Linked DNA regions of Mus musculus: all the other regions are linked to region 2. Evidence: chromatin loops called from intact Hi-C (ENCODE). Cell type or tissue: heart. All regions are shown on one strand.

The links. Hi-C counts contacts between places; a loop is a spot of excess contacts. Peaks named below come from ENCODE experiments on the same cell type or tissue, not always from the same donor. Only the 100,000 strongest peaks of a DNase experiment are listed, where the experiment ranks them.
Region 1: a loop joins it to region 2, with 2.8 times the contacts of the local background. A loop is called at or near these places in 7 of 42 quality-filtered maps.
Region 3: it touches region 2 in a loop (6-fold over the local background); 37 of 42 quality-filtered maps call a loop at or near these places.
Region 4: it touches region 2 in a loop (6-fold over the local background); 3 of 42 quality-filtered maps call a loop at or near these places.
Region 5: a loop joins it to region 2, with 2.6 times the contacts of the local background. A loop is called at or near these places in 13 of 42 quality-filtered maps.
Region 6: it touches region 2 in a loop (2.6-fold over the local background); 4 of 42 quality-filtered maps call a loop at or near these places.
Region 7: it touches region 2 in a loop (9-fold over the local background); 26 of 42 quality-filtered maps call a loop at or near these places.

The regions. Positions count from the first base shown.
Region 1 is chr6:83,580,995-83,584,994 of GRCm38, forward strand. It overlaps Gm21284 (predicted gene, 21284), which reads left to right. Exons shown (of 8, transcript NR_078345.1): 6 at 1,636-1,780; 7 at 2,560-2,648. Among named protein-coding and RNA genes, the nearest start is that of Stambp, 10 kb to the left of the region's middle. In heart, a CTCF peak has its summit at 2,107 (motif pointing right); no DNase peak of the experiment used is centred here; H3K27me3 peaks cover 942 bases.
Region 2 is chr6:83,354,478-83,358,477 of GRCm38, forward strand. Bola3 (bolA-like 3 (E. coli)) reads left to right here. Exons shown (of 4, transcript NM_175277.5): 4 at 3,670-4,000. The coding sequence ends at 3,735. Among named protein-coding and RNA genes, the nearest start is that of Bola3, 7.0 kb to the left of the region's middle. In heart, no CTCF peak of the experiment used is centred here; a DNase peak (open chromatin) is centred at 2,244; H3K27ac peaks cover 391 bases.
Region 3 is chr6:83,511,055-83,515,054 of GRCm38, forward strand. Actg2 (actin, gamma 2, smooth muscle, enteric) reads right to left here. Exons shown (of 9, transcript NM_009610.2): 9 at 1,855-2,074. The coding sequence ends at 1,931. Among named protein-coding and RNA genes, the nearest start is that of Dguok, 6.1 kb to the left of the region's middle. In heart, a CTCF peak has its summit at 1,658 (motif pointing left); a DNase peak (open chromatin) is centred at 1,667.
Region 4 is chr6:83,614,783-83,618,782 of GRCm38, forward strand. No RefSeq gene overlaps it. Among named protein-coding and RNA genes, the nearest start is that of Clec4f, 39 kb to the right of the region's middle. In heart, a CTCF peak has its summit at 1,927; a DNase peak (open chromatin) is centred at 1,899.
Region 5 is chr6:83,567,060-83,571,059 of GRCm38, forward strand. It overlaps Stambp (STAM binding protein), which reads right to left. Exons shown (of 10, transcript NM_024239.2): 2 at 3,244-3,460. The coding sequence starts at 3,446. Gm21284 (predicted gene, 21284) reads left to right here and starts at 980. Exons shown (of 8, transcript NR_078345.1): 1 at 980-1,115. In heart, a CTCF peak has its summit at 2,036 (motif pointing left); no DNase peak of the experiment used is centred here; H3K27ac peaks cover 332 bases.
Region 6 is chr6:83,455,951-83,459,950 of GRCm38, forward strand. Tet3 (tet methylcytosine dioxygenase 3) reads right to left here and starts at 442. Exons shown (of 12, transcript NM_001347313.1): 1 at 339-442. In heart, CTCF peaks have their summits at 40 and 802; DNase peaks (open chromatin) are centred at 641, 761 and 1,621; H3K4me3 peaks cover 1,998 bases; H3K27ac peaks cover 2,214 bases.
Region 7 is chr6:83,671,572-83,675,571 of GRCm38, forward strand. Cd207 (CD207 antigen) reads right to left here. Exons shown (of 6, transcript NM_144943.3): 4 at 2,675-2,826; 5 at 1,186-1,304; 6 at 1-262. The coding sequence ends at 112. Among named protein-coding and RNA genes, the nearest start is that of Cd207, 4.3 kb to the right of the region's middle. In heart, a CTCF peak has its summit at 2,046 (motif pointing left); no DNase peak of the experiment used is centred here.

The DNA.
Region 1 (4,000 bases), 230 kb after region 2:
TGAGTCACAAGGAAATGCCAGTGCAGGGCCCTGTGTGCTTTAACCACAGAGGAGCTGCCACTCAGGCAGGGCTGGGAGCCACAGCACAGGACAGGGACCAGAGACGCCTGGACTAAGCTGTGTGCGCAGTGTAAAGCTCCACAGCATCGTCTCCATCTGCTGAGGGCCAGGCTGAGAGAACTCTGTGTGCAGTGAGTAGGGAGTCAGCCCATCTTCTTTCTACACAGTGAGCACAGGACACGTGCATGGTGGGGTCCATGTGGAAAACTTGGTTCTAAGTCCATCCTATATAGTGACTTGTCTTTTAGAGAGAGGGTCTCATGTAGTCCAGGCTGGCCTTGAACTTGCTGTCATGAAGGATGGCTTCCAGTTCTTCTGCTTCCAACTCCCAAGTTGGGAATCACACTGATGGAGCCCAGGCAGGGTCCTATGCAGTGGCTCCCGTTCCCACAGCAGCCCCACGAGGGTCTCCTCTAGCTACTGCCATCCCACAGAGGAGGAAGCAGACATGAGAAGCTGTCTCTCCCAGCCACAGAGACTAAGATGGAGCTGACCCATCTCCTTGTCTGGCACAGCCCCATGAGGTAAATTGACTCTCTGGTAGCAAAGACGGTTTCTAAAGCAGATAATGTAGGGGCTCTGCTATTGTCCAGACAGATGGACAGGGCCAGACAGAAGCTGGCCAGAGCACCTGTGCAGAAAGCTCTCAGAGCTGGGAGAGCCATGGCTGAGGGTGTGAATGCTCAGGTGACTTCCAGAGGTGCACTGGAAGGTGCATAGACAGGGTGAGGGGACCGAGACTGCAGTCCTGAGATCTGCAGCAGATCTGAGAGGGAAGACTGCAAGACAGGCAGGGCTTTGGGGAGGCTCAGAAGGCAATGGAGGGCTGAGGAGAAGGCAATGTGAGGCTGAGGAGAAGGCTCAGTCAGTAAAGTGCTCAACTTCAGGAGCCTGAAGACTTGAGTCTGGATCTCTGAATTCCACGGAGAAGCCAGGCACCGTGTCTAACCTGGCCCATATGGCAAAGTTTCTAGCCATTGAGAGACCTTGTCTCAGAAATTGGAAGGTGCCTGAAAAACATCATCCAAGTTTATCCTCTGACCTCCAGGGCTCTCTCTACTGGGTGTGGTACAGGCACAGAGGTAGGGATGGTCTTGGGCCTGATTGGTCAAGAAGTGTAGCACAGAACTAGAGTATGGAGTAATTGGGAGTGGGGCAGGACACGGGCGTGGGGACACTTTCTTCAGATCTGCCAGCTGCCCTCATCGGGAGTTCCCCATCAGCGTGAACTCTCTAGTAGCTAGCGCAGGAGTGGAGTTGCAGAGCTGAAGATGGCAAGTCATAAGGAGAAAGCGAGTGGGAAGATGCCCGTGAGAGAGCACTGCATGCTGTTCTCAGGCTGCTTCCACCCGCCATGGGTTACCACAGAAAAATTCCAGACCCTGTGTGAGATGACCCCAGTGTTCTTTTAGTCAGGGAGGCCCGAGGCTTCCAAAATGATACAGGCTAGTACTCTTTTTATTGGTTACCCACCAGAAATAGATAAGACCCTACTGTCGAGGACACCACAGCTTGGTCTTGGCACATAGAGAAATCAGCTAAAACTGACTGGTGCACTCCCTCCCTACTGCCCAGCTCTCTCTGTGCAGGATGGCGGTAAGCACACTGCCGGGAGAAGACAGTCATCAGCGCTCTGCGGCAGTCCATTCTGTATGCTGCAATGCCCACCTGCTGGAGACGGTATGCCCATGAATGCAATCATGGCCTGAGAGCTAGGACGGTAACCAAGCACTGTCTGGATGAGTTTTGGAAATTTCACAGGACGGAATCCATGCCTGGTGCTGTAAACCTGGTCCTAAGCTCATACGCTGGGACATAAAGGCCCAGGGGGAAACTCGATACTGTCATTTTTCTAAATGCACGTGTTGTCAAAATGCCCCCTACACGTTTATGTTCATGTCCATAGATTAGTGCTGCTCCCCGCCAAACAATCTATAGCTCCTTGCATGCTGGAATGCATGGAGGCTGGGGAGGAGTGCTGTGACAACGTCTCTTCTGGACAGCAGGAGGCCATTGCACTCATGAAGCTCAGACACTGTGGTTACTTCCACTAAAGCTCCACAAGGTGGAGCCCTTCGGCATTTTAGCACGCACAGAACTATTGATAGTTAATTTGGGAGAAGAGTCATTTTCTTTAGGGGTGTAGAGAATGGGAAGTTGCCTAGGACCTAGTAGGACCCCCAAGCGTGTACATGCAAGAAACCACAATTAAACTCAGTGTGTTGTTAAAAAACAAAAAAAAAAAAAAAAAAAAAAAGGGGAGCTGGCAACTTGGCTTCATGGAACAAAACCCTTGACAGCAAGCCAGACAAGCAGATTTAATCCTGGGAATTGATGAAGAGCAAAGTAACATTTAACAAGCATTGAATAAGCTGGTGGATTCCATACTTTGTTACTTCTTTTCCCCATGTTACTGGGGATGGAATCCAGGGCCTCAAGCATGCTGAGCACATGCCCCTAAAGTGTACCTTAGTCTCACTTCCTTCATCCCCTCAACAGCCCTGAAAAGGACATAGTACCAGTACCACCAGATACCATCCTCTCAACAGCCCTGAAAAGGACATAGTACCAGTACCACCAGATACCAGGTAAAAGGGGTGGGAAGGATCAGTGCTCTTACGGACAGTAAACAACCAGGTTGCAAACCAGGGAAAACCCATTTCCACTGCCCACTGCCCACTGCTTCCTAGATACACGGTCATTATGGATTTCTGGAAGGGGAGTGGTGGGGCTGAACTTCCAAGTGTGGTGATGAACCTATCAGCTCAGTGTCCTGGCTGGGAACCTGGCCTCCATTTCTTGTACAAGGACAGGTATGCAGAAGAGAGGTGTGTCCTGTTTGTGGGAACTGAACTCTCTCAGTGGGCAGAATGATATTTCTTTCAATCCAAAAGGTGTCAGTATAAACACTCCAATTCTGAAATAAGAAAAAGCAGATGTGCAGTAGGTAGAGAGGCTCCCAAGTATCCTCCCCCGCTTTTCCATCTTTTCTTCCTTCTTTCTCTTCCCTTTCCTTCTCTCTCTCCCCTCCTTCCTTGACTCTCTTTCACTCCTTCTGTCTCTTCTCCCTTCTCCTCTCCTCTATACAACTCTTCCTTCCTCTTCTAGAGTGTGTGTTCCTCCTTCTGTTCCTAGACATTCTGGTCATCGTCATCTTTGTTCTTCTAGTCCTTGCCCTCATTCTCCTCGTTCCCACACTCGAGATCCTTTCATCCTTTCCTACCTATTTCCTTCTCTTCCCTTCTCTTCCTCTTCCTCTTCCTCCTCTCTCCTGTATGTCAACCCCCTCTCTGTCTGTCTCCACCTCTCTAGATCCCTTTCTTGCACAATGACCTGACAGAGCAGAGGAACTCAACAGTAGAGATGACTAGGAAGAAGAATCAAGCAAAGAATTAGGTCTTTTCAGATCAGCATATGAGAAATAAGAGCGGGAAATGCTAAGAACAGAGTCACTACTCCCTGTGGGACAGCATCCAGGGTTCATAAATTTATTTTATTTATTTACTATGAAAATGCATGATCAAAAAGGTTTTGAGTGTTATTTACTTCACCTTTGTTTTTCTTTGGCTCTTTAGTTATCTAAAAGCTAATATCTTTAACTATAGCTTACTTGTGAGTGTATACAGACTAACAATGTAGTTTATGACTCGCTGAACAGCCATGTGCATACACCACTTAGAGAAGAAAACAGGACCCTGGCAGGAACCTGGTCCACCTTTCCCACTTCCTTCCTCTGAGACTGATCCCCTCTTGCTCCCACCATCCCTTCCTCACTGTTTTTAGCGTACACCCCCTAAGTGTGCCTCCTGCCATGATTCAGCACTGCTTGGGTCTCACTGTCTTCAAATGCAGTGGTTAGGTATGTAACTTCCTTGACTTAACATCTGCGAGGTTCATCCCCACTTGCAGAGTTCTCACTCTACTCAAAAGCACCACAGTT
Region 2 (4,000 bases):
CGTACTAGATAAGTGCTCTACTGACTGAGGTATGGCCTTAACCTGTGCTAGCCAGGGATTTTTAATAGGATGTCCGTCTGATGCTGACTTGGTTTGGACTCATGATCTCTAGCCACTCCGTCCTGTGCAGGGTTATAGACGAGTTCCAGTGTGCCTGGCCCACTCACGTGTTTTCTGCGGTCACATATGGAGAGGATTTGCAAGCATAGACAGTGCTAAATGGTTCTTTGTAGATTTCTGCATGTGTGTGTTCCTCAGTGGGAACCCATTCTGACTTTGACACTGGGCCTTTTTCTCTGAAGTCACCCTCTGGACATCTGGGTTTGGTTTCACACATGGAGGTCTTGTGTGCAATCAGCTGGCTTAGTTTTTTGAAAAGAACAGATCTGACCTTGATGTCACATATCATTTACTGTCGTTGAAGGTGTCTCCCTCCTTCTGCAGTCACCCTCCCAGCTGGCTGTTTCCTGTTGCTCTCTCTTTCGTCCTCTGGACCTTGACCCTGATTGAGGCCCTGGCCTAGGTTCCCTTCTGCACCAACTCAAAAGCTGCTTCCTACCCCCATGGCTGGGCTCCAGAGCCCTTCCATCTTCTGACTCCCTCTTTCTTGAAAGTTTGTATTTTGTACTATGATCAGGGCTGGGCACACATGCTACAGCACACATGGCCACAGTACAACTTGCTTCCACCCTGTGGGGCCTGGGGATTGAACTCAGGTCACCGGGCTTGCTGTGTCACCTACCCTCCAACTCCTGCTTCCAGCTGCTGCCGATTCTGACCTGCGTCCTGGCTACATGCACTCCTGACACCTGTCGGCCCTTTGCCATCCTCATAGCTTTGTACCTTGGCTCTGGCACCTATAGCCCCCAGGCAGGCTGTGATAGGGCAGCAGGCAGTTGGGCGTGGTCTCGAGACTTAGAGCACAGGTAGACTAGACTGGGAAGACCTGGCTGATGGCTTTGCCCACAGCCTGTGCCACTTGAGCTGTGTTCTCTGACACAGGCTGCCTGGTGTGACTGGACTCTGGGCCCTACCATGCATGCCTTGGCCTGCAGCTAGAGTTGCTACTTTCTAGGTTGTGACCCTGAGAAAGTTATTCAACCTCCCTGTGGCTTAGTTTCCTAATCTGTAACACAATAACTGGGATCGTGCATGCCCCAAAGGCTCTTGGGAGTGGTGAGCACCCACACAGCTTGACATAGTAAGGCCTCCATAACTGTACTGTGTACACCAGGCTACCTCTAGGCAGTTTCCCTGTTTTCCCTTCTTACATTGCTGCAGGAATGCCAGGATTACAGTTCTGCCCTTTTTACCTAGGTTCTGGGGGTCAGATTCAGATTTGTCAGGCTTGCTTAGCAAGAACTCTTGCTTTTTTTTTTGTCTCTATTATTTCTTCATCAGTGCCTCTTGCCTTTTTCTTTGTGTCCCCAATATCCATGATAACACTGTGCACAGCCATGCTCAAACGTGTCTATCTAAGATGCATCCTTTTTAGACAGGGTCTCACTGTATAGCCCTAGCTGTCCTGGAACTATGTAGTAGACCGGTGGCCTTGAACTCACGGAGATCAGCCTGCCTCTGCCTCCCAAGTGCTGGCATTAAAGGCCTGCATCAATGATTGGCCTTCAAGCTGCATCTCCTTGCCCCATAGTACTTTGTTTTCTGAGTCAATGTTTCATAGCCCAGGCTGGCCTTGAACTCACTATGTAACTGAAGAGAACCCTGACCTTTTTTTTTTTTTTTTTTGGTTGTTGTTGTTGTTGTTTTTTCGAGTCAGGGTTTCTCTGTATAGCCCTGGCTGTCCTGGAACTCACTTTGTAGACCAGACTGGCCTCAAACTCAGAAATCCTCCTGCCTCTGCCTCCCGAGTGCTGGGATTAAAGGCGTGCTCCACCATGGCTAACCCTGAACTTTTAAAATTTGTTGTCAAGCACTGGGGGTTGAATGCAGCACTTTATCTGAAGCCCCATGACTGCTCCTCCATGACTTAGGGTACTTTAACCAAGCCCAGGTCCCAACCAGAGCCTCAGTGTCCTTAGCTATCATGATGCCATGATTCTCCTGTGGCTGTAGCAGGTAACGTGTGACATTAACGTGGGTTGAGGGGCCTTGGGAGGCTTCCCAGAGATCAGAGGGAGGTGCTGGCAGGAGGGAATGTGCACAGTGGACTGCAGAGCCCCCAAGTATCCTCCCTGCGGCCCATATTAGCACAGATGCAAAGACAAAACTAGCCACTAGGGGGCAGCGTGGGCCTGCAGCAAGCCGAGGAAAGGCGCCCAGTTGTGTGATAGGCTTTTCCAGGCTTTTTCTTATCTGCAGAGTTGAGGCTTCCCTGTGAGTACAGAGCATGGCTCATGGGCTCCCAGCACAACAGCAGGGTCAGATAGGAACAACTGACACCTGCTGTGGCCAGGACCACAGAACATCTGGGTCTATACCCTGACCTATTTACTCACTTGCTGACTTTGGACCAGGGGTACTCAGTGTTGTCTTATCCCTACAGCCCAGATGTTGTGTGTGTGTGTGCACACATGTGTTCGCTGTGGCCAGAGGTCACAAGCAGAGGTCAGCTACATAGGCAGGAGGTCAGCATCAGGTGGCCTTCCCATTCATTTCTCTACGTTTGAGGATTCATTCTTAGTTTATGTGGATGAGTGTTTTGCCTGCATGTATGTTTGTGTGCGTGGTGTACTCAGGGGCAAGAAGACGGAGTCAGAGTCCCCCCAGGAATAGAGTTACAGAACCCAACTAGTCAGTTTACTCCAGTTTTGCAGCACCAAGTGCTGTTAACTGCTGAACCAGCCTTGGCCTCAATTTTGATTAAGTCTTGGTTTGGGGTCTTCCTTTATTGCTGGACTGGACTCCTGAGCTCAAGCTGCCACCTGGCCTCACCCTGGCAGCTGGGCTGAGGTGTGCTGCACAACAAACTTAAGAATTACTGAATGAAAACAATCGTAAAGGGAGCTGGGTGCTGAGCTCTAATCCGGACACTGGGGAGGTTGAGGAGGGCAGATCTCTGAATGGACCATGTTCTACATAGCAAGTTCCAGGCCAGCCAGGGCGATGTAGTGAGACGCTGCCTCAAACACACACAGAACTGCAACGGGGAACTGCAAAGAGGCTTCGAGGCCAAACGTTCGTGTGCAAGTGTGACGCCCAGAACCCACAGAGCTAGATCCTGGTGTTACAGATGTGGGGGACACACCCAGGGTCTGTCAGTGCTAAGTGACCATGGTAGCCCTCCTATAATATGAGCGCCTGGAAGGCAGAAACAGGCAGTCCCTGGAGTAGGCTGGCTAGTTGACTGGCCTGAACGGTAAGCTCCAGGGTTAGAGCAACCTCTGCCTTGATATATAAAGTGGAGAACAGTCACACTCAGGCCTATACACACACACACACGCACACACACATACACATATACATACACACACACACACCTACACACACCTACACGCACACACTCATACTCAGCCCCCCCCACATGCAAACACACACACATACACACATCCCTATACATATGCAAACACACACCACAGACGTAGGCAAAAAATATTTTGAAGAAAAAATTGCTTAAAATACGTGCAAGTATCCTTCAGACAGAGCCATGTAGAATACTGTACAGCCAACGTAAAGTCACAAGAACTGACCATGGTGTCTCTTTCTCCTCAGGCACTAAAAGAAGAGATCAAGGGCATGCACGGCCTTCGGATCTTCACCTCTGTCCCCAAGTGCTGACAGCTGACTGACTGCTCACGCTTAAAACCTGGAGTGCACTTCGCTCACAGCAGTATTTTAGAAAATCCCTGCCCACCTACAAAAATATCTATTTTTTGTTCATAGACATTTCTATATTATAATTATGGGAGATACATTGTCTATTTAGAGTTAATTAAAGTTCACAGGTGCCTCCTGCTCAGAACAGATGTGCCATGCTTCAGGTGCCCCCTTTCAGAAGCAGTGACTTTTGCTCACACTGTTGGAGTCTCTGTACAGTTCATCC
Region 3 (4,000 bases), 160 kb after region 2:
TGAGATCACTTGATCCATCATCATGAGGATTGGAGTTCAGGTTCCAGGAAAATGTCACTTGCTAAATTTGTAGGCATTCCCATAGTCTGAAACCATATTTCTAAGGTGGGTGAAGACACGAGGATTGCCGAGGCCTGCTGGTCTCCAGCTAGCTGAGAAAGCATAAACCACAGATTCAGGGAGAGGTCCTGCCTCAAAGAATAGGCAGAAAATGATAGAGGAGGGCACTGGATGCCCTCCACCCTCCACGCACCAGCACACCACATATGCATATACTCATATAGATAGACACTGTCTATCTGTCTGTCTGTCTGTCTGTCTGTATTCTATCAACATATTGAAAGTTTGAATAACCTAGGATGGCATTTTTTGTGATTTTTTTTCAAGTAGAGAAATAGAAGTATGGGGTAAAGGGGAGATACAGGAAGTTGGATGGATACGGAGGATGGGGAGGGTGGGACTAGTCAGCCTGTCCACTCTCCCCTGAGGTGGACATGTGGAGGTTCCTGAGCATTCTTCCAGAGTCAGTCAGTCTTTACCTGTCCTTGAATCTCTGTATGTGTGTTGTGAGATATATATAGTGAATGCACTGTGTGTGTTGTATGTACGTACCGTAGTGTAATGTGTACATTGTGTGTGTTGTATGTATGCTGAGCTTTGCCTTCCAGCAGCCAGTCCCATAGAGAAGTCCCTGAGGAAGCACACACAGGTCAAAGAGCTTTTGTGCTCCCAGGGTGAACTCCCCTACAAATCCCGATTTCAGGATCTGCTTCTGGGAGCTAGATTCTCAGATTGTGCTCCTCCAAGGAGTCTTTCAAACATGTTCTCAACAAGAACTCAAGTGTGAGCTACTGTCCAAGAATTTAAGGTCTCTCCTCTTGGCCACCGGCCCCACTGCCTTTAAGTGAATATGTTTGCAATGGCTAGGGGCCAGGCTGTATTTTCTGGAGCATGGAGGCCAGAACTAGGCTAGGCAGATGAAGAAAAGGACATCCAGCAGAAATGAGGGCCTTTCAATACTAACTAGCATGATGGCCTAGTTGCTAGTAAGCTAGCTGTGACAAGGGCCACTCCATAAATGGAAACCCAAAGGAGTTGAGGTCTTGGGGAAGACTTCCTAGAACCAAGGAAGCTCAGGTATATTTGACACCAAAGTTAGTCTACAATGCCATCTTATTTTCATAAGGTGAGAATAAGAAACTCAGACTTTCAGAAATGTGAGTCCTTATCAGTGATGTGGGGATAATTATAGCACCTACTTCTAAGGAGCAGTGTGGGGATTAGACATGTGTCATGAAGGACTCAAGAGATGGCTCAGTGAGTAAGAGCACTTGCTGCTCTTATAGAATATCTGAACTTGGTGCCTAGCACAGAGCATCCTTGTTTGGTGGCTCACAGTAACGGTAACTTCTGCTCCATGTGGCCCTATGATCATTGTAGGTACCTGCACTCATCACATGCACATATACCCACACAAACACATAATTGCAACAAAAACAACAACAACAACAACAACAACAACAGACTAGAGAGATGGTTCAGTGGTTAAGAGTACTGGTTGCTCTTAGAGAAAACTTAAAATCAATTCCTAGAATCTGCATGGCAACTCACAACCATGTGTAACTCAGGTCCCAGGGGATGCAATGCCCTCTTCTGTCCTTCTTGGGTACTGCACACATGTAACACCCAGAAACACGGGCAAAACTCCCATACACATCTAACAAGAAGGATAATAATAATAATAATAATAATAATAATAATAATAATAATAATAATTCTTGAAAATCCCTTAGCATTGTCTGTGAGACACACATGTAGGAGCATCCAGGAACAAAAGAGCCTCACACAGAGAAATAAGGCTTGAAGGTTTTAATGATCTGTGGCTGGTGACAGCAGTCTTGTGGGGATCCCCAGAGAAGGCCCTCTGACTTTAGAAGCATTTCCTGTGGACAATGGAGGGCCCTGCCTCATCATACTCTGGCTTGCTGATCCACATTTGCTGGAAGGTGGAGAGAGAGGCCAGGATGGAGCCGCCAATCCAGACTGAGTACTTCCGCTCAGGAGGAGCGATAATCTGCAAAGAGAAAATGTGGCAAATTATGACCATCCCCCAAGACAGTGTATAAGAATGGGGTACACTTTTGCATGCTATGATCTCAGATACTGGGGAGCTTCAAAACTAGGTGCTCACATGAGAAGAAGAGTTCTAAACCATCCAGATCAACACAAGATCCCATCTCAAAAAACAGACAAACAACACAATAAAAATGAGCAAGGAGGACCAGAAACCAGAAATCTTCTTAGCCCGTTGCTGAAAAAGGGTAGCCTTTGTGGTCAGAAATGAAAGCTAGGGACTGGAAAGCTGGCTTGGTGGTTAAGATCACTCGTTGCTCTTGCAAAGGACCTGAATTCTGTTCCCAGCACCCACATGGCAGCTCACAATCACGTGTAACCCCAGTTCCAGGGGATCAGAAACTTCCTGGTACCATGCGGTACATCATATAGGCAAATACACATGTAAAATGAATAAATATAAAAATAAATCAATAAGATAAACTTGGAAGATGATTAGACTGTCACTCAAAATGTTCTCTACCTTGCCACATCCCATCTCCTCCATAGAGAGAGGGTTCCTCTGTCCTGGGACTTTTGGCTGTGCCATGTATTGCCTTATCCAATGGGATGCTAGCAACTATGACACAAACAGAAGTGTCCTTGCATAGTTAGTCATACTCTCTGTACCTCTTCTCTCTACGAAAAGGGCTTCTCTGTAGGAGCTGCTAGTCCTTCACCCCTAGCCTTGAAATCTGAGATGCAGGGCTTGACCCGAGCTAGGCAGACCTGTAGAGCTGTCTGCCCAAAGCTGACCTGGATTAGCTAACTTTCGGCTGACGCACAGCTGCAAGCAACTATGCTTATTATGTGCCACTGAGATTTTGTGGGTGTTTGTTACTCAGCAACAGCTGACCAATACCAAAATCAGTAGAGAGAGCCTTGTTGGCCTTTGCCCGGGGTTTGGATGCATGGATACTTTGGGTTCAGTTGGTTCCATTCTCAACTTTGTGCCAGTCCACTTAAACCTTCTTTTGAGCTTTTTTTTTTTTTTTTTGGCAATGACCACTTATATCCAGAGAGCTCTCATTTTATGCATGCATTGTTCATCCCTTCCACATTTCAGACAGCTTTGAACTTCAACGCGTTTTCTAATTTTTGAAGTGCCTAAAGTGTTTTTGTTAGTTCTTTTTTTGAGATAGGGTCTCACGTACCCCTAGCTGGCACTGAAGGCTTGTGTGGCTGGGGATGACCGGATTTCTGATCCTGCAGCCTCTGCTTTTCTAGTGTTAATATTACAGGTGTACTCCCAATCTATCCCTAAACTAGACTGACGATGGACTGACGGACTGACTGACTGTGGGGGCTGTGGAGTGTGGTGGAGGTAAACAAAGGCTGGGATACTTCTGTTGAAGTCTGAGATCAGCCTACTCCGGTCAGGTCTCTCCTTTCATGCAGGTTCTGAGGAGTGAACTCAGGTCTTCAGTCTTGGTTGGCAGGCACTTTAAAAAAATCCTTCTCAAAACAAGGTCTTACTATGTCACTTTGGCTGTCCTGGAACTCACTGTGGAGACAGACTGGCTTCAAACTCAGAAATCTGCCTACCTCTGCCTCCCAAGTGTGGGATTAAAGGCCTGTGCCACTATGCCTGGTTGCTTTTTTTTTTTTAAGTTTTTAAGCCCTCAATTCTTAAAAAAACAGACAAACAAACAAAAAACCAAACTACTAACAATAAAGACCCCAGAAATCCTTGAGAGATCTCTCTGAGTATTTGAAGACCAGAAGCCAGGAGTGTCACCAGACAAATGAGACCCCTTTCCATTAAGTTCCCTGAGATTAATTGTCATCATGAGAAGCATCATAGGGGACACTGCAATCACAGTGGTCAGTAGATCAGAGTTACCTCGTCAAGGTCTAGAGAATGTTCCTGAGAGTTTGAAGTGACAGC
Region 4 (4,000 bases), 260 kb after region 2:
CAAGGGAGAGCTGGACTGCCACTTGTCTGCTTTGAGGCGGCATGGGGACAATGCCCTCTCCCCTTCCCACCCCTCATCACCTGCAGCAGTTGGGAGAGCTGTCTTGAGAACAGGTGAGCTGTCTCTGCCCCTCACCAGCTATAGCACTTGGGAGAGAGAGCAGGCCCTGCACCTCACCTGAGCAGCACAGTGGACCTGACCTTGACAGAGGGGGCACAAGTGAGTAGACCTGAGGATGGAGAGCGAGAGCTGGCCCTACCAGTCTTCTACCATGAGGTGGAGTAGGTGTAGGGATGATGCCCTGCCCCGGCCCCTATCCACCTGTGGTACTTGGGAGAGATGTCCCGGGGGGGGGGGGCAGGTATGAGAGTGGGAGAACTAGCTAGCCCTGCCCCCTCACTACCTGTAGCACTTGGGAGAACATTCCTGGGCAACACAATGGAGCTGACCCTAACGGGGAAGGCATGGGTGAACCAGCCTCTCGTAGGGCCCCAAGCCTTGACTGGGCAGCACAGTGGAGCTGGCTCTGGAGGCACGGGTGCAGGTGAGCTGGGCCCAAGGGCACAAGAGAAGGAGAGTTGACCCTGCCTTCTACCAGTGGCGACCTTGTGTGGCCTAGCCAAAGCAGTCAGGACTGGAGAGCTTGCCCTGGTGGTGCAGATAAGGAAGAGCCAACATGCTGACCAACTCAGCTACCACCCAGATCCAGATCCAGGGCTCTACATTGCCCTATCTCAAAATCTATATCTGCGAATGTTTGGGATTCATGAAAGGGCCAGTCCTGCTGATCCAAACCTGCAGGACCTTCATGGTGTAGGGCAACAACAGAATAACTGGGAGGAGTCCTGATGAGGATCCAATATTGATGGTATTACTACTGGGTTCAAACAAATGAGACTTCTAAGTACTGCCGCTTGGATTTCAGACTCCATTTTGATCGTAAAGTAAAATTAAGTTCAAGTTCCCAGGCTACAGGGGATCTTTCCAGATGGCTAGCCAATTCCCTCCTTACTTTTTGTTGCCCCAAAACATGATTGTTCCTAACCATGAAAGAACAATGGAGTCTGATTGATGCAAAATTGGCACAGATACTTGTGAGTTTTGAACTTAAAAGCTTTGTGACAATCTGGCTTGGGGTCGCGGTTTAGATCCTGAGTTTGTGCTGTGGTCCTGATCGATCAATAGCGGTCCGAGTATAGTAAATTTTGTCATCTGCTTAAATACTTAAGATGAATGTTTGAAGATAGTGTCAGATCCCCAGTCTGTGCTGCTGTCCCTCACTAGTCAGCTTTTGCTACTTAATTCAAATAAAGCCCCTGCTTTGCTGGACTCTTGTGACAGAGTTGTTTTGGATTTTCAGACCCCAACATCACAGAAGCCAGAGACCTCAAACTAGAAGAGTGACTCATTGCAATGAATATTTGCAAATGAAGATGTGCAAAAGTTGTGAGGGCAAAAACGTTCTGAACGTTTGCTCAGAATAGATATATAGGAACATGTCTTTTTAGTGTTCTCGTTATAAGCTCACTCAAGAGCGGGACACAAATGAGCACAGAAATATATACATGAACACGTTTCAGGGAAGGCATTGTGTAATCCCTTCACTTGGAAGCATGTCAGAGGAGATCATGACAAGATAGCGTGTTCTGACATCATGAACTACAGAAAAGTATGTTTCAAACTTAGGGCGGGCTTGGCGATAGTGTGGTGGTAGGAGTTCTTTCTCTGATAGTGTGGGAAGCTCAGTTTGAATAGCCTGCACCGGAGTAAATAGCCAGGCATGGCTGCATGCTCCTGTAACTCCAGCATAGAGGTGAAGGGGGATAGCAGGCAGATTCTGAGAGCTTGGTGGCCAGTTAGGGTAGCCAAAATGAACTTCCCTTTAAGTGAGACACTTTGTGGTGGCACAGCGACATCCACAGGAAATGGTGAGAGTCATGAAGCCAGCTGCTTGTCACAGTTCCAGCGTAGCTAAGCAGACTGCTGCAATTGCTGTCCTGTCTCCAACTTTTGCATTTTGGCCTCTGCGTGTTGCATTCTTGGGGACCTTCTGCGTTATGATTCATTTTATGTCTTTTCCTGAGAAAATTATGTTTGAGTCTTTTTAGGAAAATCCTAAAATTAACTTCATCTGGCCATTATTTGGAAGTCGTCCTTCTGCCTTGGATATCATTAAGTGCAGATAAGCACATAGCCAGATGAGGCCAGAACTCCAGGTGTCTGCCCCTGAGCAAACTCTAACAGCATAATTGGTGAAGGGCAGACAGACAACTGATAAACTCTGACTCGCCAGAACTGGTAACGGATTCAAGGCTCCACTTTACAATACACTTAAGAAGTCTCTGAAAATATAAAGATAGGGAGTCGTCCAGGGTACACCATGGAAGAATAAAACTCAGTAAATTAGATTAAAATAACCCTTCCCTACTTGACAGCACAGGTGATGACACATAGTGAACGAAGTTAGATGTTAGTCTTTGCTGTTCATAAGAAACCTGGCCCAGATGTTTTGTCTGGAGTGCTGTAAAGCTGCCAGCCTGAAAGCAGGCTGTTATACGTGCTTGCTTTGGAGGAGACAGTCTTTAGATTCTTTGAATTGACGTTATAGGCTGATAACATTATTTGTATTTTCTAATTTCTATTGAACATGTAACCTTGGGCATGTAGTGAATAATCAAACACATAATTTGTACTTCTCGGATAATCATTAGTCTGTCTTAGTTCTGAAACCTGTATAAAGAACCTGAGTGCTAGTCAGTCAGAGCTGAGAGGATCCCGACCACTGCCTGCTCTCCTCTCATCTCCCTCTGCACACATGTGGACACACTATGTGCACCCACACATGTACGGGTAACATACAACTTTTACACTTATCTGGAAGCCAGTTTTCTTTCTTCCCAGCGTTGGAAGAGAGATTGTGACAGAGATCCCAGAAGAGTGGAACCTGCCCTTTTTCTGCGTGTCACTGGGACTGGAAGAACTCCATCATGTGGTTACGGAACTTAAGCGCATATTTGTTCTCTACTTCACGCTCTCGCAGAAATCTGAAGTGAAGCTTGCCCTGAAGAATGCTTTGCTCCTTTGGAACTTTTTAACAAAAGCAAAAATGAAGAGCTGGGACAGATAATTGGTTTAACATGAAGTGCTGTCATGAAGCTCCGTTGTGATAGCTGTCACGTGGAAGCCTCCCCAAAGTTTTACTATGTTTCAAAGTGTTAAGATATAAATTGCTTGATGTCAGACCCCGGAAGATTTGGCCCAGCGGGCTAACTGAAGTAGGGCTGAACCTGAGTTTCACTTGACCTTACCCAGATTGTTTCTGCTGACTGTGATGTTTGCAGGAACAGCCACAAGGCAGGGCACATGCAAACACTTGGAATTATGCACGTAGGAGTGAGTACTTTGGGTGTGAACGAAGGCAAGTGCTGCTCCATAGAGACAAAATACAGCCATCAGGACGACTCCTTTGGCTCATTTAAAAGTTTCTCTTCTGCAGTGCGTGGTCTCTATGCCATGATCTCCTACATCCTAGGCCAGCTACTTTATACCACCCAGACTCACAAGGGACTGCAACTTTGAAGAATTACTTTGAGTAACAGATACAATCAGAAAAGCTGTAAAAGCCCTGGGAAATGCTACTTTGACTTAACGCTAGAACACTAGGAACTGCATGTGCTCAGAGAGGATCATCTGGAATGGACTGACTCTGTCCAAAACTCTCCAATGTACAAGAGAAGAGTCCACCATTGGGAAGGTCAGATTTGCTTATATGAATCCAGCCTAGGGTAGGAGCCGGAATTCCTCCTGAATGAAGAAGAGCTCTTCCTTGTTCAGTGTGTGACAATAGTCACACCCTCCGCTCTGCATGAGAATGATCACGTGTGTTATGTGGTACTCCTCTCACCTGCAAAGAGAAAAACAACCTGTCACAATTCCCTAGGGCTCTCAATCCCACCCTCTCAAACCAGTCAGTGAAGCCCCGCCCACCCAGTAAGTGATT
Region 5 (4,000 bases), 210 kb after region 2:
CAAGTCCATAGGTGTTGTTACATGTGCCATATGGGACATTATTATTGTTATTATTCATGTGTGTGATATGTGTGTGTGTGTGTGTGTGTGTGTGTATGCACGTGCATGCAGCCCTGCATGTGCCACAGTGCACATGTGGAGGTCAGAGGACAGCTTGTGGAGTCAGTTCCATCCTTCCTTCACGTGGGCTCCAGGGATTGAATACCATACTTGCGTGACAAGTACTTTACCCATAAGACATCTCTCTAGCCTGCCATTAAAAAAATTTTTTTTAACTTGAATTCCTCCCTTCTAATGTCTGAGGGAAAATGATCATGAACAAGTATTTTTGTATAGAAACAGTTCACTCAGAAAGTCATGAGGACAGTCAATAAAAGATGCACTAAGGATCCTTATCTCATATTTTCTGGTTTCTGAAGTTAATCATGGAAGAAGAAAGCCTGAGCACGGGAGAGCCCTTCTTTGGTCTATAAACCCCAATCCCAGTAAACGCCTTCAATATGGGTGATGGTTAACTTTCGGAAGGAGGATTTGTGTTGGAGGAGGCTCACACAGTACAGCACACCAGGGCTGCTTGACTATTCGGAGTCCCTCCTGTGCAGCCTCCTGATGCCCATAAAAAGCTGTGAAAGAATCCACAGGCTGCCTTATTGTCTGTGCTCATCATGAAAGTATGTACTGATCCCACATGCTGGAGATCTTTCTTCTATACTGGGGTCTGCAAAAGGCAACACATTCCTTCAGCAGGAAAACTACTACCAAGAGGGGAGATATGCCTGATGTCATTAAGATGCCTGAACCACGCTGGGAGGAAGGACAGACATGCCTTTTAAATCCCGAACTAAAGCATCCATGAAAGGTCCAGAACAAGATTCTCAAGAGTGGGGGAGGCCGAAGGGTGGTGATGTAGATGCCTACCTCCAGGCCCCTCCCCCACACTCCCGCTGTATGTAGTAACTGGTGAAGTGAGCCACTTGGTGTAACCTGGCAGGAAGACATCAAGTGAAAACCAGTCTGAGCCCCACTGGGCTAGCACTTCTCAGCAGCCACCCGCCTGTCATTTCACAGGCTCAGAATCAGGGTCTGCAATGCAGGTGCCATGGCGGACACTGAAGGTAAGATAGCTGCATCTCCTGCTTCAGGCTCAGTCAGCACAAGGCAGTCCCACATCAAACCCCAAAGCCAACAAATCAAGCAAACGAGATGCATGCCCAAGCCAATGCACGCCCCAGCCAATGCATGCCCCAGCCAATGCATGCCCCAGCCAATGCATGCCCCATTAGGTTCGGCTTTGTTCACAAGATCTCTTTATGGAAAAACCTGCTCTAGAATTTGCCCCCCTAAAACACAGTACACTTCTTATCTCCATTCAATGACTTCCTCATGATTTTACTTTGTATCTCTACAAAGAGCTGTCTAAGCTGGGCGTGACGGTGAACATTTTTAATCCTAGTAGTCAGGGGCAAGAGCACCTGTGTGTGAGGCCAGCTTGGTCTATAGAGTGAGCTCTAGGACAGCTATGGCTATGTTGAGAGATCCTGTCTTAAAACAAAACCACCCCCAAAAAACAACCCACCTCCCCCCAAAACCTAAAAAACTAAAACAAAACACTCAAAAAAACAAAAAAACAAAACCCTAAAAGAAATAACACCCTCTACCACCAATCAAACAGACACCAACCTGTCTATTGCAGGGTTTGGCAAAGTAAAACTAATGGTCTAAATCCAGCTAGCCATCTCTTTTTGTACACAAGGATTTCTTCCTTTTTGTTTTTGTTTGTTTGTTTTTTATTTTTGTTTTTCCAGACAGGGTTTCTCATTTTGGCCCTGGCTGTCCTGAAACTCACTCTGTAGACCAGGCTGGCCTTGAACTCAGAAATCCGCCTACCTCTGCCTCCCAAGTGCTGGGATGAAAGGCGTGCGCCACCACTGCCCAGCTTTTGTACACAAGGAAACAAACGAAAACAACCTAGACGAATCTAGACACTCAAGTTTGCCAAAGCTAAGGGAGGGGTGCTACTGGCACCTAGTGGGCACAAACCAGAGAAGCTGCGAACTTCCTCCACCACAGAAATCAGCACAGAACCATTCCCTACCCTGTCAGGACTGTGCTTGAGGAGGCTGACAAGCCTGGTGTGTCCTGACTGATGCACTGATAAGAAACTCGGCATGGTATGACTGATGTTCGTGTGTCTGTCTGGGAGGACACACGTGGGGCTGGGGAGAGTGTCTCTTGTAGGGACAGGAATGGGGAGGGAGGTTTATTATGGTCTCTACAGACTGCCTCCTGTAAGTCTAAATGGAAAATTAAAAAAAAACAAACAAACCCATGCTTTGGATGGAAACTTGAAACATGAGCCGTAAAACCTTGGAGGTGTCACTGCAAGCTGAAACCCAAGCGCATTCTTAAGCCCGAGTTTGCTCTTCTGTGGAACAGAATGGGGGTGGGGGGCGATGCACCTGCTTTGCACACACCACCCCATGAAGATCAGTGAGATGATACCAGGGGGAAAACCCTCTGGAGCCCCCAAGTTCCTCTGAGTCACCGGCAGCTGTTCAGGTCCTGTTGTACTAAACTTAGGACTGGACGTGACAAGCACGACCTTTACCACACCATCCCCTCCCTCAACCACACACCTCTCCTGTCGCTGGGGCTCTGGGAGTCATTCCCTGGGGTCCGCCTTGAGATCTTGTATTTACGCTGCCCTCCCAAGCGTGATGAACTAACAGCCCAGGAAAGGTCTCACTGTGATGAGTCACACAGACAGCAAGTGGTCCAGAGTCACCTGGAGGCTGTGACTACAGCAGTGGCTAAGAAGGAAACCTCTTCCCTATGCCATTCTGAAGGCCCATGGTGAGCACAGGAACCTGGGCTCTGCCACACACCAGCAGTGGTCCTGTAACCACCTGCCTGAGCAGAGAAAGGGCAGTCAAAACACTCTCCGATGCAAACACGTCCCGCTTACCGGCTAACTCTTTTGTCTAACCACTGGGACATGCAGTCTCAGCCTGAGAACCAAGCCTTCTACTCAGGAAACTCTTAAGTCCAACACCACCACCTTCTGTCCCTGTGCCTTTGAATGGCAAGGATGACTCACACGTGAAAGTTGTCTGGAACCCGATCAATGGTTGACAGTGTCAAGGACCCCACTGTCAGCAACTGTGAGAACCACAGGTGAGCACAGGGGCAGAGCACAAGGGATGCCAGGCACAGGACCCAAAAAGGCAACGGTAGCTGTCTTACGTGATGTACTTGTTGTAGAGGATAAAGGCATGTTCAATGTTGCCTTCTTCCGAGTAAACGGACGCCATGCGGATGATCTCAACACCGGAGCGGTAGTAGCGACGGGGTGGAATGTCTTCATTTAACTCAACTGCACTCCCAAGTTGGGACAGAATCCTCACCCGGTCTTGGGGTGGGAGGCTCACATCCCCATGGTCAGACATTGGACAAATAAGTTCTGAGACAGAAGAGAAAAGACAGGTAACATCAAAGCCAAGGCCGCAGCTTCCCAGCGGTCAGAACAGGATGAGCTCTCACAAACCTCCCAAGAAATTAGACAAAGAGGCAGCCATGGTGGAGTACACCTTTAATCCTATCACTTGAGGAGCAGAGGCAGGTTAGATCTCTGAGTTCAAGGCCAGTCTAGATTACCTAGCAAGTTCCAGGACAGCCAAGGCTACAAAGAACAACCCTGTCTCAAAACAAAAACAGAATACGAAATGGACAAACAAAACATTAGAGAAAATAAAACACTACATACACTACATACAGGTTCTGATCAACAAATTATCCCTCCTGGCCTCATGAACACCCAAATCTTGATTTGAGGACTGACACAGGTAAAAAAAAACAAAACAAAACAAAAAACAAACAAACAAAACAAAAACAAAAACAACAAAAAACAAAACCAAAAAAAAAAACAACAAAAGAAAACCAAGCTTGTCCTGCAATTTGATGGTACAAGGAACACAGTCATTAACAGGGCACTGTGGGTTGG
Region 6 (4,000 bases), 100 kb after region 2:
GACGGAGCCCCGCGGGCTACAGAGAAGGGTGACCCGCGCCACCAAGGGGTGCGGGGAGGGGGCGCGCTGGGGCGCAGGCCAGGCTGCGCGCGCCGCCACTGCCGCCGCCGCTCCGGCTCCTTTGTTCTGGGGCCTCGGCTGCTCCGCTCCCGCTGCACCGCAGCCCCCGCCCCGCCACCCCCACCCGGCAGCACCGCACGGCCACCCGGAGCTCCTTGCCGGGTCGCTGGCTACCCTGCTGCGCCCACCATGGCCGTGCCACGGTCCCCGAGCCGCCCCTCCCCCCACGCACTGCCCCTCCCCCACCGCGGAGCCGGAAAGCCACCGGCTGCACCGACCTGCCCGCCGCCTCCGGGGCGGAGCGCACAAAGGGGCAAAGTTTCCCAGCCTGCCGCTGCCACCGCCGCCACCGCCACCGCCACGGCCCAAGGTGTGCGCCTCCGGGAGCGGGAGCGCCCAGCCCAGCCAAGCTCGCTGCGCGCGCGGAGTCCCCCCCCCCAACCCCCGCCCCAGCCCTGGCCGAGCAGGGGACGGCGCAGGAGGAAGGAAGCAGCGGCGGCGGCCGCGGCGGCGGCAGCAGCAGCAGGAGCAATGAAGGCGGCCGCGGGACTCCCCGCCCCCCGCGCGCCGCGGCACGTGCTCGCCCGGGGACTCCCCCGCCCGGGAGGGCGCGCACGTGCGGTCCCGCCGAGGCTGGCCGCTAGGCCCGGGACCGCGCAAGAGCGGAGTTCCCGGGGAGGGAGCGAGGCGCGCGCGGGCCGCCCGGGTTTTGCACCTGCAGCGCCTCCCCAGGCCTCACGGAGGGGCCCTCCTGAGACGCGGCTGTCCCCGCGGGCTGGCCCTTTCCCTGCCCTCCGGCGGGGCCCGCAGCCCAAGCTGTCGAGGAGGGGCGGGGCGGGGCGCGGACCTCCCCAGCTAGGCCCTTGGCCCAGCCGCCTGGGTGTCCCCACTTCCTGCCACTCCCTGCGAGCTCGGGACGGCCCCACGCTCGCCCGACTGCCCCGGAGCCCGACCGACCCCCTTTCTCCTCCTCGGCTGCCTCTCAGGCCGAGGCAGGACAATAGGGGACATCGCGCGTTTGCGTACCGAGTCAGCCTGACCGGCAAGAAGTGGGTGCCCGAGGGCAGAGACCGAGCGCCCGCTGCACGGCATCCGCATGAGGGTCACAACCCAGCGCCCTGCCCTGGCCGACCCTACGGCTCTGCCATCGCCAGCCTTCCAGGCGCTGCTCTCGGGCTCTGTTGCACATCTAAAACAAAGACTAGTCCGAGACCCCCGCCCTGCCTCCCAGAGGAGAGGGAAGGGGCGCGTCGCAGAGAGGAACCCAGGCAGATTCGGGATGGGCTCAGTCACCGAGGGCCCAAGTCCTCACCGAGGCATAAATAATGCAGACACTTTGAAAAAGTCACCCTGGGCTGTGTTCTAGGCAGGCGGTAAGGGACAAGACATAAGAGTATTTCCAACTTGCCAAACTGTCCATTTCTCTGTGCTAATTCTCCCCCATCCCTCACCTGTTGTTACTGGCCAAGTTGAAATTCCAGGTTAGATTAATTCAGCTCCACCCTTCTGATCTGACTGCCAGACTAATGCCCACAGCTGCCTTCCACCTACCGGGTTGCTGTGGAGAAGGGTAGGTCTGTACCCTCCCTACACAAGGGCAAGTCATGGCAGAAACAGACACTGGGTGAACTAGCCCGACCAGTTTGGGCGGTGCTCACCCAGCCAGGTACCTGGCAGGCGTCCTCATCCACTGAACTTAACATCTCAGCTAGAACTGGAAAAAGAGCATTTGGCCCACTGTGTGTGTGTGTGTGTGTGTGTGTGTGTGTGTGTGTGTGTGTGTGTGTTGCGGGTGGGTAGGGAGGGTTAACTGATCTCAAACAACACTCGCTGTCCAGAAAGCCGTAGGCAGTTAGCTGAAGCTGCCGGAGTTGTCTGGGACTTCCCTCGGGCATGCCTGATATTTGACAACCTGTTCCACTGTCCAGCTTGTCTGCCGAGTGTGTGGTGAGCATGGCTACTTCCTACCACGGCCTTTGGATGTACCCAAGAGTTTCTGCCCAGAGGAGCGAAGAGTAGAAACAGCAATATGGAGAAGTTGTGGACTTGGCACACATATGCACTCACGCACACACTAAAAAATAGGTGAATGATTAAAAATGTTTAATGTCACTTACGTGGCTACACTCCTGCAGATAATGCAATTTACCATCCTCCTTTCGCTTGCCTATTATTTGATAGACGGGCTGGATGTGAGGTGAAGAAAATAGCTTGAGTATTAGAGATGTCTGACTTCCAGACTCGCCTCTAGCACTGGCAACCTTGAACTGGGTACACACCATCTCTCAAGAGCACCCAGATAAAGTACTTAATATCGGTTTCACTGAGTGACAAATGATTCTTATTGTTAACGATAGAGCCGCTTTGTGAGCTAAGTATTGTCATTAGGTCAGCTGGTTACTGCGCTGTGGAATCAGAAGCAGAACAGAACAATTTGTGATTTCTCCGGGTAATTGGCGGCAACAATTAACCAATCTATCCTGCACCTTCCATGGACCTCTTTGGCTCCGGTAACCTGATGGGATGCTGGTGTGTGCTGCACACCAGGATAGAACACAAGGGATGCCTATGACCAACGTATGGAGTGTGGAGTGAGCAGGTTACCCAGCTCATAAGCAGAGCTCAGATGTGGAGGAGCTCAGGGGGTCAGGGGGTGAGATGAAAGAGGTGTCAGAATAAGCCTTGGGGCACATCAGCTCAAGAGCAACCAAGCCAGGAGACATAAATTGAGCCACTCAAATGGAAGGAGCCAGGCCTGGCAAGAGAAACCCCTCGCACCCCCACCCCCACCCCCCTTGCAAGTCGTCCTAGTCACTTCTCTCTCTGGAACTTCATGTCTCAAGGTCTGTTGCTTTGACCCTGCTCCCCTGTTTCAAGATTTCCTTCCCTGAGAAGTAAAAGCTTACTCCTTCCTCCTAAGGTCCCAACAACAAACCAAAGCACAGTTACGCCAAGGTTTAACCCTGGGAACCCATGACAGTACTGGACTCACTTACAGCATATTGTTGAGGGGTTTCTGGGAGGAACATGTGCGACCCCAAAGCAGCAGCTGTACTTCACCTAACAGGAATGATGACATCGGCAGCCAGGAGCAGGGAAATCCCTTCTGATAACTTCACCAGCTTATATACTCTAGCACCTCCCGTTTGCAATTAGGGCAGACTTGACTACAAATGGCTGGAAGGAGGGGCTTGAAGCTCAGGTGAGGACCAATAACCCCCTACCCTCCCCAACTTCTGTATGGAAATATCAACAGTCAACAGCTGGATCTTGATGGTCTCTTGCAAGCAGGCACAATTTGTCTGATGCAAATGGTCTTTTTTTTTTTTTTTTAAACTCTCAGGACTGAGTTACAACATAGCCCTTCTATCTCATAGATTCTTGAAAACCCTTCAGGTCTGGACATAAATGCCAATTCTCCCAAGAAGGTTCCAGGAACTCAGATGCCAGAGTTCCTCCCACTTCACCCACACTCCGCCCAGAGAACAGTTATCAGTGTTATAACTGTTTGCATATTTTGTTTTGAGACACCAGACCAGCTCTGAAGGGCCAGGGCCACCCTGTTCTTTCTCCTCTGTCACCTCAGACCTAACACCAGATCAGCATGTGTTGAAGGAAGAAGAAACAGGTCAATAGCGCCAACCGATGAAGTACCCCAGAAACATTAAAGATCCACAGGCTTCCAAGCTTCTACCCTGACGAGTGTCCAGCCTGCCCAAATCCTTCAGGGGCCCCACATGAAGTCCAGGTTCTCAGGTCTCTGCCTTGGGGTTTCCAGCCTTCTGTGCTGTGGCTTTCTTCCCACGCTGCTCAGGCCAGATGAGCAGCTGAGGAAGATGATGAGCAGAACCAAAGTTGTGTGCAGGGCTCTTTGACAGCTGCAGACCACGAGCTGCAGCTCCCTGTCTCCTGGGAGCTTTGAATGCTTCAGTTCATCCTA
Region 7 (4,000 bases), 320 kb after region 2:
CAAGCAAGAAAAAAACGTAAAGTACAGAGCAATCTTGGAGCCTCAGGGAGAGAGACATCTCTTCAGCCAGGTCACTGTTGCCCCACAGATGCCGAGCTCAGGCCAGATCTGTCATTCAGTTGTTTGGACGTAGGGCCTCTTGCAGATGAAAAGAAATGTATTGTCACAGGGACCATCGTTCCAGCACTTCAGGGCAGACACCCTGATATTGGCACAGTGCTCATTGTTCCCTGCGTTGTTGGGTTCACCTGGAATCCAGAACCTATCAAGTGAGAAAAGAAAGCAAGACACTCTGTGCACCTGGTGGAATGCTTCTGTAGGATGAAGGAAGCCCTGAATCCTATCCATAGCGCCAAATAGACAGGGCACGATGGCACATGCCTCTCTCCAAGCACTCAGGAGGTAGAAGCAGGAGTATCAGAAGTTCAAGGTCAACCTAAGCTACAAAGCAGCTTTTCAAGCCAGCCTGAGATACACGAGATGCTGTCTTTAAAATCGGTTATTTTAGAGGCCAGCAAGATGGCTCGGTGGGTCAGAGTACCTGCAAGCAAAGCTGATAACCTGAGGCTGATCTCCGGAATCCACATGGTAAGGAAGAACGGACCTGGACAAGTTGTCCTCTGACCTTTACACACATGTAACGCATATATCACGTACACACACAATAATATAAATAAATGAAACTTCGGATAAGTTATTTTAACCCCGGTTTTCATCCTGGCTGACAACACTGCAAGGTTTTGCTCCCAAACCTAAAAAGACCTAAGAGTTGAAATAGTCCTTCAACTCTAAGCTCGGGACTGGTGAGATGGCTCAGTGGGTAAGAGCACCTGACTGCTCTTCCGAAGGTCCGAGGTTCAAATCCCAGCAACCACATGGTGGCTCTCAACTCTAAGCTCCCTGCTGTGCCCCTAGCCTGCATCTCTCAAGGCTCCCATGAGTCTATACTGCATAGGCCTGGACTTGGGTCAGATCCTCACCCCAGCTAGGCAGAAAGGCTGGGTATCAAGCCATATAAGACACGGAGGTCCCTGACTGGCCCCAGGTACCAATGAGCAGAAACAGCTCCACTCCATTCCAGTAGTGCCACTGTGCAAGGACAAGGACAAAGCAGAGCCCTGTGTTCATGGGGATTCACCATGGAGCAAGCCAGGCTAAGAAGGAGGGCACTGCGGACTCACTCACCTCCTACTTTGCTCCTTGTTGAATGATGTCTGGTCCACCCAGTACCAGTCCCCTTCGCTCCCTGCTTTGGTAAGTCCAATCCAGTGTGGAATTCCATCTGCTGCCTTGTAGAGAAACTTCTGTGGGGAACACAGAGTAAGTGAGCAGAGGCCCAGCCCCCACCACTCCTCTGGGTATCTACCTGGTGGGCACTCTTCATTTGTGCACAGCCCTGAATCTAATGATGCCCCATGAGAGCTGCCGATTTGCAGGTGCAGCATCTTCTCTCGGCGCCCTTCCTGGACCCAGAGCCTGCTTCCAATTCTGGTTGCTCTCAGTTTATCAGCTAACAAACTTGGAACTCATGCTTTCTAGTGAGGGGCTAGAGGATATGGGAGACTGAGCCTGCCAGGCACAGCAGCAGATGCCTGTAATCCCTGCACTTTGGAGTCTGAGGCCAAGGGATCAAAAGTTCAAGGCCATCCTGAGTTATATACTGAGACCCTGTGTTGAAAAAAAAAAAAGGCTGAAGATTCAACTGAACTGCAGACAACGGATATCAAGGGGATTGCCTGAATGTAGTACCTAGATTGCATGAGCCCTTAATTGTACCGGACACTAGAAGACCTCCATTATTCTCCCTGGCAGGCACTATTTCACCAATCCAATTAAAAGAGGGTCTGGGAAATTTCCCTAAGGATAAGTTTTCTGCAGAACGTGACACTCAGCTAGAACAGACCCTGGGCCTTCAACTGCTCCATTCCTGTCTCTTGGATTAATAAGCCTGGTCTACAGTTTGCATCACCAGGAAGGAGGCTTATTACAACCTGGTGCATCTTAGTGACAAGGATTTCTATTGTCTGCCATGTGGAATGAGCGCCCCCTCCTGGCCCTCTTTGAAGCTAGCTGATTATGTGGTTGGCTCTCCCTGGAGACGTGAGCAGAAATTACACTAAAGCAGGAGCTTTAAAAGCCAGTGAAGCTTGTTGCGTCCCCTTGCTTCAGCAACTTTGGATGTGTGTTGAAATAACACACATCCTCCTTTGGCTTAGGCCCTTGATACCCATATCAAGCAGACCTGTTATCCCTTGCAAGATGTATAGTGTACATGAGAAGTAAACTCTGAGGGGTAGGGGGTGATAAGAAAATGACCAAGTGGGCAGGAGTACTTGCTGCATGAGAACGAGGATCTTACTTCAAATCCCAGCAACCGTATAACCCCAGCAGAGACAGAAGGTCGCTGGAACTCGCTAGCCCATTAGGCAGTACTTGGGAAACGGGAATGTAACAGAGTGATAGAGCAGACATTGGATATCCTCCTGTGGCCTCCACATATGCACTGAAACCACACACACACACACACACACACACACATTCACACACACACACATTCACACACCCCCACAGCACACATTAGGTGGTGCACAGTTAAGGATTTTTTGTTATTGTGGCAAACTCCTGCCCAGCCTTGTTGGCATGCCCCTTCGCAGGGCCGGATGCTTGCACTCACTTGTTCCGATTCTGAGGACACTGAGGTCAGGTGAGCTTTTCTAGAAATACAGAACTGCTCTGCGCTGTACCAGGTCTTTGGGGTGCGTGAAAAGTAATAGAAGTTCCCCGAGAAATACTTCCAGCCTCGAGCCACCATCTCCAGAATGTCACCTGGAAAACAGGGGCTGAGGTAACCGCGGTGCTCCGGGTTCTGCTTTGTCCTGATGGGATGGGGTGTTCAATGGGATCCTGGGGACAACAGTGAATGAGTCCAGGCTCCAGGGTCCTTGAGTTCCCAGTGTCAGGAATTGGGACCCTTCCACTGGGACCCTAAAAGTCTGAGATTTGTGAATAGAGCCTCTGAGGCTAGACAGGGACAGTGGCAGGGAAGGAAGATATGACAGGAACATGGGGACCATCACCCTGGGCCCTGGCTCACAGTAATGAGCATCATGGGAAACAGCAAGGTACAGGCCAAGTGAAACGTATGTTATATTAGTAAGATGTCTCCGTGTGAGCTCAGTGAGGCTCTGCCCACTTTGTCTGGAGACAGGCTGGCCCCTGGCTCTGTGACAAGGAGGGAAGACGACAGAACAGTCCAGCCATGGAGAGAAAGCTCAACTTGGAATTCCAGTGGACTGCCTCATCTTCCCCAGTCAGTTTCTGCTGGATGTTTGTAAGCTCCTGATTTGATGACACCACCTTCCAGTCATCACATTTGCTGTTTGTTCTTTTACTTGAAAGCCTTACCCTAAGTGATCCTCTGCTCCTCAGGGACTCTGTCAGAAAATCCATCAGAAGGCCTCAGTGGGCCTTCCTCAGTGGGTTTCTGCTAGAGGCTTTAATGCCCAATTTGACGTTTTGCTATATCAATCTATCACCTATCTATCTGTCTCTCTGTGTCTATCAATCATTTATTCATCCATCATTTGTTGTCTATTCTTTTTTAAGATAGATTTATTTATTATATGTATATGAGTACACTGTAGCTGTTTTCAGACACACCAGAAGAAGGCATCAGACCCCACTACAGATAGTTGTGAGCCACCATGTGGTTGCTGGGAATTGAACTCAGTACCTTTGGAAGAGCAGCCAGTGCTCTTAACTGCTGAGCCATCTCTCCAGCCCCTGTTTATTCTTTTATTTTTAGCTCACTACATATTTAATAAACTCACTCACTCCAAACCAAGTATGTGGTTTTTTTCAGGCCACACAGAATGCCAGGGCAGACTAGACTCCCAATGCTTCTACATTCTGCACCTTAGTGTAGAGACCCAAACTACTGCTCAAAACAGGTAGGGGCTCGCGGCCCCTGGTCAGCCTGCAGGCTGATCTCATTTACTTA